3 separate regions of the Homo sapiens genome follow, and regions 1 and 3 are each linked to region 2. A link is a contact called in ENCODE Hi-C or POLR2A ChIA-PET data. All regions are on one chromosome and are shown on one strand. Each heading gives the region's core, a stretch centred on a gene start or an enhancer-like site at or near the end of the contact. The rest is flanking DNA. Distances are from core to core; before and after follow the strand shown. Region 1 overlaps ACO2 (aconitase 2). Region 2 holds the start of EP300-AS1 (EP300 antisense RNA 1). Region 3 has its middle 49 kb from the start of MIR4766.

Region 1 (3,445 bases), core at 923-3,422, 280 kb before region 2:
GTTGGCTAGGCTGGTCTCGAACTCCTGACCTCAAGTGATCCGCCCGCCTTGGCCTCCCAAAGTGCTGGGATTACAGGCATAAGCCACTGCACCCAGCCATATTTTTTAAAAATAACTTTACAGAGTTCTGTTTTTATTTCCTGATTCCAAAAGTAAAACACACTCAATGCTCAGTTCAACCTCAGGCCACAGAGACATTCCTGAGGTCACCCATAAGGCCATCCAACACAGTTTTCCCAAAACTGGGAAACGGGAAAATTTTTTCCCATACTTGGAGCCTACGTCTCAGGCCTTGTAAAATCCTCACTGGTAAATCCCAGGCCCTCATCTAGAAGAAATACTTTCACTGCGCCCTCGCCCTCCACTTTCCCCCACTTTCTGGGGAACAAAGGGGCTGAGGGCAGGACTGAGGTGGCCTCGAGGCAGAAAATCTCCCCTCATCAACTCCCATAAGCCCCCTGGTTCAACATGACTAGGTCTGGAAGCTCACTCTCTTCCCAAAAGCCTATTCTACTACTGGTCAGTTCTAAGATTTTAAACTAATGCTTCTTAAATCAAATGAAAATGTGCCCCCATTACATCATTCCAGCTTTGGAGATCTGGGCTCAAATCCCAGCTCTGCCCCTTACAAGCTGTATAACCTTCTGTGGTTTTATTTAATCCCTCTAAACATCAATTTTTCCCATCTGTAAATGGGGATAATGCTTCACAGGCTGCAGTGAGGATGAAAGGAGAGAACCTAGACCAGTGCCTGGCACATGACAGGCCTAACTTCCTAGTCCTATCCTTTGGAACCAGATCAAATGAGGCTAGTCAGTCTTCCACAACCAGCCCTTCAAATCACTGAAAACCACAATTATGTCTTCTCCATCCTAAGCATCGTTATAGCACTTCCTCAGCCACAAAACAACTTCCTAATTTTACACCTAAGTGGGAGTCTCCCATCAGGGTGACCAGTAGCCAGATGCCCACAGATCTGTTTTGGAGTAACTATCACCTCCCACACATCTCTGTGTGACTCTTGTGAACCTTGCTGTGCATAGCTCAGCCTCCCTAACTGCCTGAAGCTGCAGAGGCTCAGAGACAGGAAGGGGCCTGCCTAAGGTCAAACAGCTGGGAACTTGCAGAGGCCGAGACTTTCTCCCTGTGCTACCGACAGTGTCTCCCAACCTCTGCTTCAGGCCCAGCGGCCAGGTGGGCTGAGTCCTCCAGGGGGTTGTTGGTCCCAACTGCTGACCCTAAGTGCCTTTGCTGAGTCTAGCTGGATGAGCCACAAATCTCCAGGGCTTCCAGGGAGTAAGGGAGGCTCTGCTGATCCTGCATCTACCAACACAGAACAGTGGGCAAACGCTGAGGGAAGGGGCATCCCCACAGCAGACCCCCACCGGGGAGCCAGGCACCACACGGCTAGGCAAGACAAGGGAAGAAAGGATGCTGCTGGCGAGATGACAACAGCTCTCTTACCCTAACAATTGTGCCAAGTGGGATTACTACAGGTCATTCTGTCCCTTGTTTACATGAGAAGACAGAGACTTGGACCAGATGGGAAAGTAAAGTCCACTAAAATATAAGCTCCATGGGGACAAAAAATGGTCTATTCTGGTCACAATATATTCAGAACCTAGGACAATGTCCAACACATAGAAGAAGTTCAAGAAAGACTTACTGATGAAACAGATGAAGGCAGAGCCGTGACACGACCACCGGCCTTCTGGATTGTGCTTTCAAACTCAAGTTAAGTGCCTCTGGCAGAAGCCGTGATGAGCAACAGCACGGGTTCAGAGCTGTGGCAGATGGGAAAAGGGCCCACCCCACGGCACATCACATGTACACCCACTCAGAACTCCCCACAACCCCACTCGGCCAAAGTCAGACATGCTGCCCTCTCTTCCCAAAGGACGGAGGTCGGAGGTCTTCCCTTGGGACCAGTTGTATTCAGAGAATACTACAATCGAAACGGACTGACCTATTCTCGGGCAGGCTTCTGCCCACCTTGTCCAGCATGGTGCATACAGCACTGCTTGTTGGGGAGCCATGTACCAGTGAGCCCCAGCATACAGAGCAAGCTACAGAGCTGAGGGTGCCGAGCCACCCAAACAGGCCAGGGTCCGGGAGAGGCCAGGTCTCTTGAGACAGTTGCTTTAACAACTGACAGAGAAGTCACCAAGCACTTGTCAGAGTGCCATCATGGAAACACTCCAAGACAAGTGCCGAGTCACAGAAATGGCATCCACTCTAGGGCTGGAGGGATCTGGCTTGGAATCTCAGCTTCCCTAGCTGTGGGACCTCAGGTAAGATTCTTTACCTCTCTGAGCCTTAATTTCCTCTTCTGTAACATGGGGGTAAAAGAGCAGAGATTTTGGCCGAGGGTAATGGCTCATGCCTGTAATCCCAGCACTTTAGGAAGCCGAGACAGGTGGATCACCACCACTCCTGAGCCCAGAGTTCAAGACCAGCTTAGGCAACAAAGCGAGACCCCCATCTCTACAAAAAAATACAAAAATTAGCCTGTGTCTATAGTCTGAGCTACTCAGGAGACTGAGGTGGGAGAATTGCTTGAGCCCAGGAGTTTGAGGCTGCTGTGAGCCAAGATCGAGCCACTGTACTGCAGCCTGGGTGACAGAGCAAGACTCCATCTCGGAAGAACAACAACAACAACAAAAATGGCAGAGATTTTGTGAGGATTAGAAAGACTTGTAAATACAGAGGAAAAGTCTAGAATGATAAACACAAAATTGCCCTGGGGACTGGGACGGGGAGAAGAGAGCTTTTATGAATATACTGCATTCTATTACAAAAAATATATACGAAAGGCATAGAGCTTGGTAGCTGGGCTTCTGGCAGGCATTCAATAAACGTAAGCTGCTATTACTCAGTTCGCCTGGGAGAATGAGATGCTGCTACTAAAACGTGGCCTGCCTGTGTACTGGGGAGAGGATTACGGGCAGATGTTTTTCCACTATGCCGCCTACTTCTCCCTCCCCAGCCACCAAAGACCAGAGCCCCAGAGCAGGTCCCAAGCACCAGGACAGCACATCTTGGAATTGAAATGGAACTGAAAAGGCCTCATCTATCCACTCCTTCTGTATTTGAATGCCTAACACACTCACCCAACCTAGCCAAGCTGTCTCCAGCAGTGGGGAACTCATACATTACACGGCAGCCCATTTCACAGAAGGATGACTTCGGGCTCACATCTCTTAGCAACTAACTGCCTAGCCCTTCCTGGCAGAGAAGTCTCAGGTGGACTCTGTCTAAGTGGGCAACACAGGAATGCACATCAGTCCACACCCTCCTAAGGAGAAGCATCTTCCCACACCTCCATTGCAGGGCTTCTAACAATTTTCTCCCCCTCCTGGTAGGCGATGCCTGGCTCCTCTCCTAAGAAATCAAAGCTAAACAATTCCCTCCTGCCAGCAGGCAGTCAGCTAGCTTGGTTGCTATG
Region 2 (3,555 bases), core at 674-3,173:
AATAAATATTTGATGAGGCCAGGCGCAGTGGCTCACACCTGTAATCCCAGCACTTTGGGAGGCCGAGGCGGGCAGATCACCTGAGGTCAGGAGTTCGAGACTTGCCTGGCTAACATGGTGAAACGCCGTCTCTACTAAAAATACAAAAATTAGCTGGGCGTGGCAGCAGGCACCTATAATTCCAGCTACTTGGGAGGCTGAGACAGGAGAATCGCTTGAACCCAGGAGGCACAGGTCGCAGTGAGCTGAGATTGCGCCACTGCACTCCAGCCTGGGCAAGAAAGAGCGAAACTCCGTCTCAAATAAATAAATAGATAAATATTTGATGAATAAGATGATTTGTCACTAGCAGATTCTCTGTGAAATGTATGGCTGTGCCCCTAAAGTATTAATAAAAGATTAAGCAACTAATAAAGGTTATTTTTCTCAACCGGTTGCTACCATCCCAGTGTCTAATAGGATGATCATAACTACCATATACTGTGCCCAGTACTGCACACTTATTATTTATTTTATTTATTTATTTTTGAAACTGACTGTCGCCCAAGCTAGAGTGCAGTGGCATGATCTTGGCTCACTGAAACCTCTGCTTCCCAAGTTCAAGCGATTCTCCTCCCTCAGCCTCCCGAGTAGCTGGGACTACAGACGTGCACCACCATGCCAGGCTAATTGCTGCATTTTTATTAGAGACAGGGTTTCACCATGTTGGCCAGGCTGGTCTTGAACTCCTGACCTAGTGATCCACCTGCCTCGACCTCCCAAAGTGCTGGGATTACAGGCGTGAGCCACCGCGCCCGGCAGTTTTTGCATTTTAATACATAGCACTACCAACCATTCAGTGATTTCCTCTTGATTTCTCCCTCTCCATCCCTTATTGTTCAATCCATCAGCAAATCCCGTTTATTCTCCAAAAGCTACCTCAAATATTTTTTACTTCTATTTATTTTTTTGAGACTGGGTCTCCCTCTGTCGCCCAGGCTAGAGTGCAGTGGCACGATCACGACTCACTGCAGCCTCCACCTCCTGGTGGAGCCTCACACGTCAGCCAACCCCCAAACCCCGCCCCAGTAGCTGGGACTACAGGAGTGACAATCACACGGATAATTAAAAAAAAAAAAAAAACTTTTTTTTTTTTTTTTTGTAGAGACAGGGTCTCATTATGTTGCCCAGGCTGGAATTTTTACTTCTTTTTATCCCTACTGCCATCACTTAAATCCAGACCACCATCATATCAACACCCTGGATCCCACTGAAGCTCCTAGCTGGGTTCTCCTCTTACCCTATCCTATTATTTTTCTACGTAGCAATCTTTTTAAAACTGTACATTGGATGGACTAACTCCCTTGTGTCACTGATTTGCAGGACGAGGGCTTTTACCCATATGAGCCACTTCTGTTTCCTCTTCCCCTGGTTGTTTTATAAGACTCCTGGGGAGGGGGCGGGTGACCCAAGTAGAAGTGAGAGAGTTAGAGAAAGGCCAGGATAAGAAAGTTATTCATTCAAATAATGTACCGCGTGCCCCTGTGCTCTGCGCACTGTGGGTACAGCAGTGAAATCAAGGACCGCACAGTTCGGGCGCTACGAGAGCTGCCGTTCCAATTCCATCCGAAGGAAGGGAGACAACGCTTTCCCGCGCGGACGAGCGGCCAGGCGCGGCGCTAACTGCTTGGACGCCCCGCCTGCCACCGTGCCTCAGCTCGCCTCTTCTGCACAACGGGACTCTGCCCCACAGGGACACCGGGAAGGTCCCGACCCGAGCGCTCAGTGGGACGGGGTCGCACCAAGAGTCCGCGCGGAACTCCCGATCTGGGCGGGGCCCAAAGGTCACGTGGCCGGGAAGGCGGGCGCGCGGGCTGCGAGCACCAACCGCCGGCCGCCCCGCGCTGCGTCGCCCCGCCTCCCCCGCCCCACCCCCGTCGCCCCCAGCGCGTGCCCGCCCGGCGCCCTCTAGGGTGGAAGGCTGCGGGCGTCCTACCAGTGCCAGGACTGCCAGAGCGGGAGGAGCGCGGCGCGGGCCAGCCGGGACTGCTGGACAGCGGGGTCCAGGCTAGAGGCGAGCGAGCGGTCAGTGACGGCTGTGGAGGAGGGAGGCGCTGGGCGTCAGCGCGGGACCCGAGCCTCTGGACCACTGAGCTGGGGGGCTGGCTGAGGTGGGTCTCCCGCCCTGAGGGCGCGCCTTAGGGAGGGGACAGGGGCCGGTGGGACCCTTGCTTTGTCTCAGTCGCACTGAGGTGAGGGGGCTGCACTCGGCCGAGCAGCGAGGACCGTGCCCAGCTCAGAGAGAGCCCTCAGAGTGTCCGGGCTGGATTGCGGCCGCGGTGCGGGAGAAGTCGGAGGAGGGAGTGACAGGTGACCGGGCTGGCAGGGCAACTGCCATTATTAAGCACTCGGCCGCCCGGGTGCGGTTGCCACCTCCTCCTTCCCGAGCTGGCAGCCCAGGCCACCAGGGACACGCACCTGTCCTAAGAGGGTGTAATCTTTGAGGCAGAGGTGGGACACGAACCCGGGACGGTTTGCCCTTGGGCCACTCCCTTAGGCTGAGGGAAAAGTGTACTTAAACCAGGCTTTGAGAATTGGGCAGAGTTTGAAGCGCAGAGATCACCGAGCCCTTCGTTGGCTGTCAGGACTTTAGAAAGACGTTTGGTCTCTAAAAGACCACACTTTCCTCCTCCCCAAAAGTGGCTGGACCTGTGAACACTAATTACTCATGTGTAAGGAGTGCTTTGCAATCTGTAAAGCACTTTCCATTCCGGTGTCGTAGATAATTCGTCACAATGAACTTGCCAAGTAAGCGTTTTTTTTATTTACCTTTTTTACAGATGAAGAAATTTTGTCCCAGAGACGTTTATTAAATCAGGGAGTAGCAATAGAGCCTTACTCTTTTTTTTTTTTTTTTTTTTTGAGACGGAGTCTCACTCTGTCGCCCAGGGCCGGAGTGCAATGGCGCCATCTCGGCTCAGTGAAACCTCTGCCTCCCAGGTTCAAGCAATTCTCCTTGCCTCAGCCTCCCAAGTAGCTGGGACTACAGGCGCCAGCCACCACACCCAGCTGCTTTTTGTGTTTTTAATAGAGACGGGGGTTTCACCATGTTGGCCAGGCTGGTCTTGAACTCCTGACCTCAAGTGATCTCCCCACCTCGGCCTCCCAAAGTGTTGGGATTACAGGTGTTAGCCACCGCACCCAGTGGAGCCTTACTCTTTTTTTTTTTTTTTGAGACAGAGTTATGCTCTTGTTGCCCAGGCTGGAGTGCAATGGTGCAATCTCAGCTCACTGCAACCTCCGCCTCCCGAGTTCAAACGATTCTCGTGCCTCAGCCTCTCAAGTAGCTGGGATTACAGGCATGAGCCACCACGCCCGGCCTTTTTTTTTTTTTTTTTTTTTTTAGTAGAGACGGGGTTTCTCCGTGTTGGTCAGGCTGGCCTTGAACTCCCAACCTCAGGTGATCCGCCTTCCACGGCCTCTCAAAGTGCTGGGATTACAGGCATGAGCCACCGCGCCTGGCTGAGCCTTACTCTTATACATCAAATGTTTTCCACGATAGGAAACCACCTGGGA
Region 3 (3,118 bases), core at 154-2,653, 430 kb after region 2:
TACTGAAACTTCTATACAAGAAATTGAATGCCCACTAAATGCTAGTCACAATTAATTTACATACATCTTTTGTTTTTTTCTTTGAGACAGAGTCTCGCTCTGTCACACAGGCTGGAGTGCAGTGGTGCGATCTCGGCTCACTGCAAGCTCCGCCTCCCGGGTTCAAGCCATTCTCCTGCCTCAGCCTTCTGAGTAGCTGGGACTACAGGTGCCCACCACCACGCCCGGCTAATTTATTTCTATTTTTAGTAGAGATGGGGCTTCACCATGTTAGCCAGTCTCGAACTCCTGGTCTCGAACATCATGGTCTCGAACTCCTGACTTCATGATTCGCCCGCCTCGGCCTCCCAAAGTGCTGGGATTACAGGCTTGAGCCACCGCGCCCGGCCTATGTACATCTTGATATCCTTGTAACAACTCCAGCGTATGGGGTTTATTCCCATTAACAGGTGAAGTAGTTGAAGCTTAAAGGGTAATTTATCTATAGTCACACACCTCATGAATAGGGGTAGGGATTCCTAGTTGAGGCTCTTTTTACCCTGCCATACTACATTCTTCAGATGTCCTTAAAAGTAAGCCATCTAGGCCGGGTGCAGTGGCTCACGCCTGTAATCCCAGCACTTTGGAAGGCCAAGGTGGGTAGATCACCTGAGGTCAGGAGTTCAAGACCAGCCCAACCAACATGGTGAAACCCTGTCTCTACTAAAAATAGAAAAATTAGCGGTGTGGTGGCAGGCGCCTGTAATCCCAGCTACTTGGGAGGCTGAGGCGGGAGGATAGCTTGAACCAAGGAGGCAGAGGCTGCAGTGAGCCGAGATCATGCCACTGCACTCCAGCATGGGTGACAGCAAGACTCCATCCCCCGCAAAAAAAAAGTAACCTTCATTTATTTCTTTAATTAGAAATGTATTTATTTATTTATCTTCATTTATTCTTTAATTGGAGTCACCAAAATGATCTACCCTAAGGGCACTATTGATGTAATTGTGTCACGTGCACCTCATTCTTGTTTTGCTGTGGTTTCTATAGAACCCATTGGCAAATTGGATGGCCAATCCAGCAGGTGGTTCCCTGTGTGGGTGTCATATGGAGGACCTTCTTAAATTGCAAATTCCTATTCTAAGAATAAGGTTATATTCATTTAAGAAATCATTTTTGATTATCTGCCATATCCAAACACTATGCAGATTGCTGGGATTATACAGATGAATAATAGTCTCTGCCCTCATGTATGTCATTGTTCAGCGTGGGAGTCAGACAAAAACAACTTAAAATTGTACCGCTGATGAGTTCTGATGAGAAATGTGCTGTAAATGTTCAGGAGTTGCTTTGAGAGCATGAGGAAGTGGGACCTAACTCTGTATTGAACTGTGGGGCCAGGCGGTGACATTTGAACTAGAAATACACCAAGCAGTGGGTGGAGGACCTCGACAGGAAATAAATAGCATATGCAAAGTAGGAAGAGGATGATACTTTATTATTTGTGCATTGGTTTGAATTAGATCCAGAAGCTTTCCAACCTGGACCTCTGGGTTGAACAAATATTGAAGCGGAGGAGAAGAAACAGCATCAGGTCACAGAGGGCCTTCAACAAGGGAGGAGGGGTGATTAGGACCCCCATTCTACTTAGCAGTTATGTCTACATGTAGACTTGGGAAAGAAGATAAGGTGCTTGTACTCTAAGAATTTAAAATGTAGGCCGGGTGTCATGGCTCATGCCTGTAACCCTAGCACGTTGGGATGCCAAGGCTGGTGGATCACGTGAGCCCAGGAGTTTGAGACCAGCCTGGCCAACATGGCAAAACTCTGCCTCTACAAAAAATACAAAAATTAGCCAGCCATGGTAGTGCACGCCTATAGTCCCAGCTACTTGCGAGGCTGAGGTGGGAGGAACATCTGAACCCAGGAGGCAGAGGTTGCAATGAGCCATGGTCGCACCACCGCACTCCAGCCTGGGCGACAGAACGAGACCCTGTCTCAAAAAAAAAGAAAACAAAAACAAAAAAACCGGCATGGTGGCTCACGCCTGTAATCCCAGCAATTTTGGAGGCCAAGGCTGGGGGATCACTTTAGGCCAGGAGTTTGAGACCAGCCTGGCCAACATGGAGAAACCCCATTTCTACTAAAAATACAAAAACTAGGCAGATTTGGTGGCAGGCACCTGTAATCCCAGCTACTCGGAAGGCTGAGGCAGGAGAATCACTGGAACCCAGGAGGCAGAGGCTGCAGTGAGATCATGCCACTGCACTCCAGCCTGGGTGACAGAGTGAGACTGTCTCAAAAAAAAACAAATTAAATCTAATTTTATTTCATTTATTTTTGTAGAGATAGGGTCTTACTATGTTGCCCAGGCTGGTCTCAAACTCCTGGACTGAAGCAATCCTCCCACTTTGGCCTCCCAAAGTGCTGGGAGTACAGACATGAGCCACCATGCCTGGCTAATTTTAAATGTACTTTAAAAATTAGACATAGGGCTAGGCGACAGAGTGAGACCCTGCCTCAAAAAAAAAAAAAAAATAATAATAATAATGAGACATAGCATTAATTGTTTCATTTTACCTTTATGAAGACTGACCAGGAAGAACAGTTTAGGCTTACTGTGAATTCTTGTTATTATCAAGGTCTGGACTTGGATTTATCTTGATTAATACAGAGATGTTTACTTGGAAACTAGTACAGAGACTAGATGAGGTTTTTTTTTCCCCTCCTAATTTTCATGTGTGTGTGTGTGGTAAAATACACATGGCATACCATCTTAATCTTTTTTTTTTTTTTTTTTGAGCCAGAGTTTCACTCTTGTTGCCCAGGCTGGAGTACAATGGCACGATCTCGGCTCACCGCAACCTCTGCCTCCTAGGTTCAAGCGATTCTCCTACCTCAGCCTCCCCAGTAGCTGGGATTACAAGCATGCGCCACCACACCCGGCTAATTTTGTATTTTTAGTGGAGACGAGGTTTCTCCATGTTGGTCAGGCTGGTCTTGAACTCCCATCCTCAGGTGACCCGCCCACCTCGGCCTCCCAAAGTGATGGGATTACGGGCGTGAGCCACCGCGCCCCGCCCCATCTTAACCATTTTTAAGTGTAGAGTTCAGAAGCATTTAATATATTTGTAATATT

What was found. A loop is a pair of places that touch in the nucleus more often than their neighbours do. ChIA-PET counts read pairs that join two places held with the same protein, here RNA polymerase II (POLR2A). Pooled maps may share reads with other maps.
Region 1: POLR2A ChIA-PET joins it to region 2 with 13 read pairs in activated B cell. The contact joins the enhancer-like site here to the promoter of EP300-AS1 in region 2. A Hi-C loop is called at or near these places in 1 of 50 pooled maps. POLR2A ChIA-PET finds 5 or more read pairs at or near these places in 5 of 52 experiments (A549, CD4-positive, alpha-beta T cell, activated B cell and 2 more).
Region 3: a pooled map shows a loop between it and region 2 (2.7-fold over the local background). The contact joins the enhancer-like site here to the promoter of EP300-AS1 in region 2. A Hi-C loop is called at or near these places in 1 of 50 pooled maps. POLR2A ChIA-PET finds 5 or more read pairs at or near these places in 5 of 52 experiments (OCI-LY7, WTC11, activated CD8-positive, alpha-beta memory T cell and 2 more).

Annotation. Positions count from the first base shown.
Region 1 is chr22:41,480,028-41,483,472 of GRCh38, reverse strand. The region is part of intron 1 of ACO2 (aconitase 2); the gene reads right to left. Among named protein-coding and RNA genes, the nearest start is that of ACO2, 13 kb to the right of the region's middle. Within about 2 kb of position 2,172, at least 15 of the 41 ENCODE cell types and tissues checked have a DNase peak (open chromatin) inside an H3K27ac peak, as active enhancers do.
Region 2 is chr22:41,195,869-41,199,423 of GRCh38, reverse strand. It overlaps EP300-AS1 (EP300 antisense RNA 1), which reads left to right and starts at 1,923. Exons shown (of 3, transcript NR_110514.1): 1 at 1,923-2,150. RefSeq lists enhancers at 1,400-1,469, 1,480-1,609, 1,764-2,263 and a silencer at 1,800-2,069.
Region 3 is chr22:40,763,161-40,766,278 of GRCh38, reverse strand. No RefSeq gene overlaps it. Among named protein-coding and RNA genes, the nearest start is that of MIR4766, 49 kb to the left of the region's middle. RefSeq lists a silencer at 1,182-1,281. Within about 2 kb of position 1,403, at least 2 of the 41 ENCODE cell types and tissues checked have a DNase peak (open chromatin) inside an H3K27ac peak, as active enhancers do.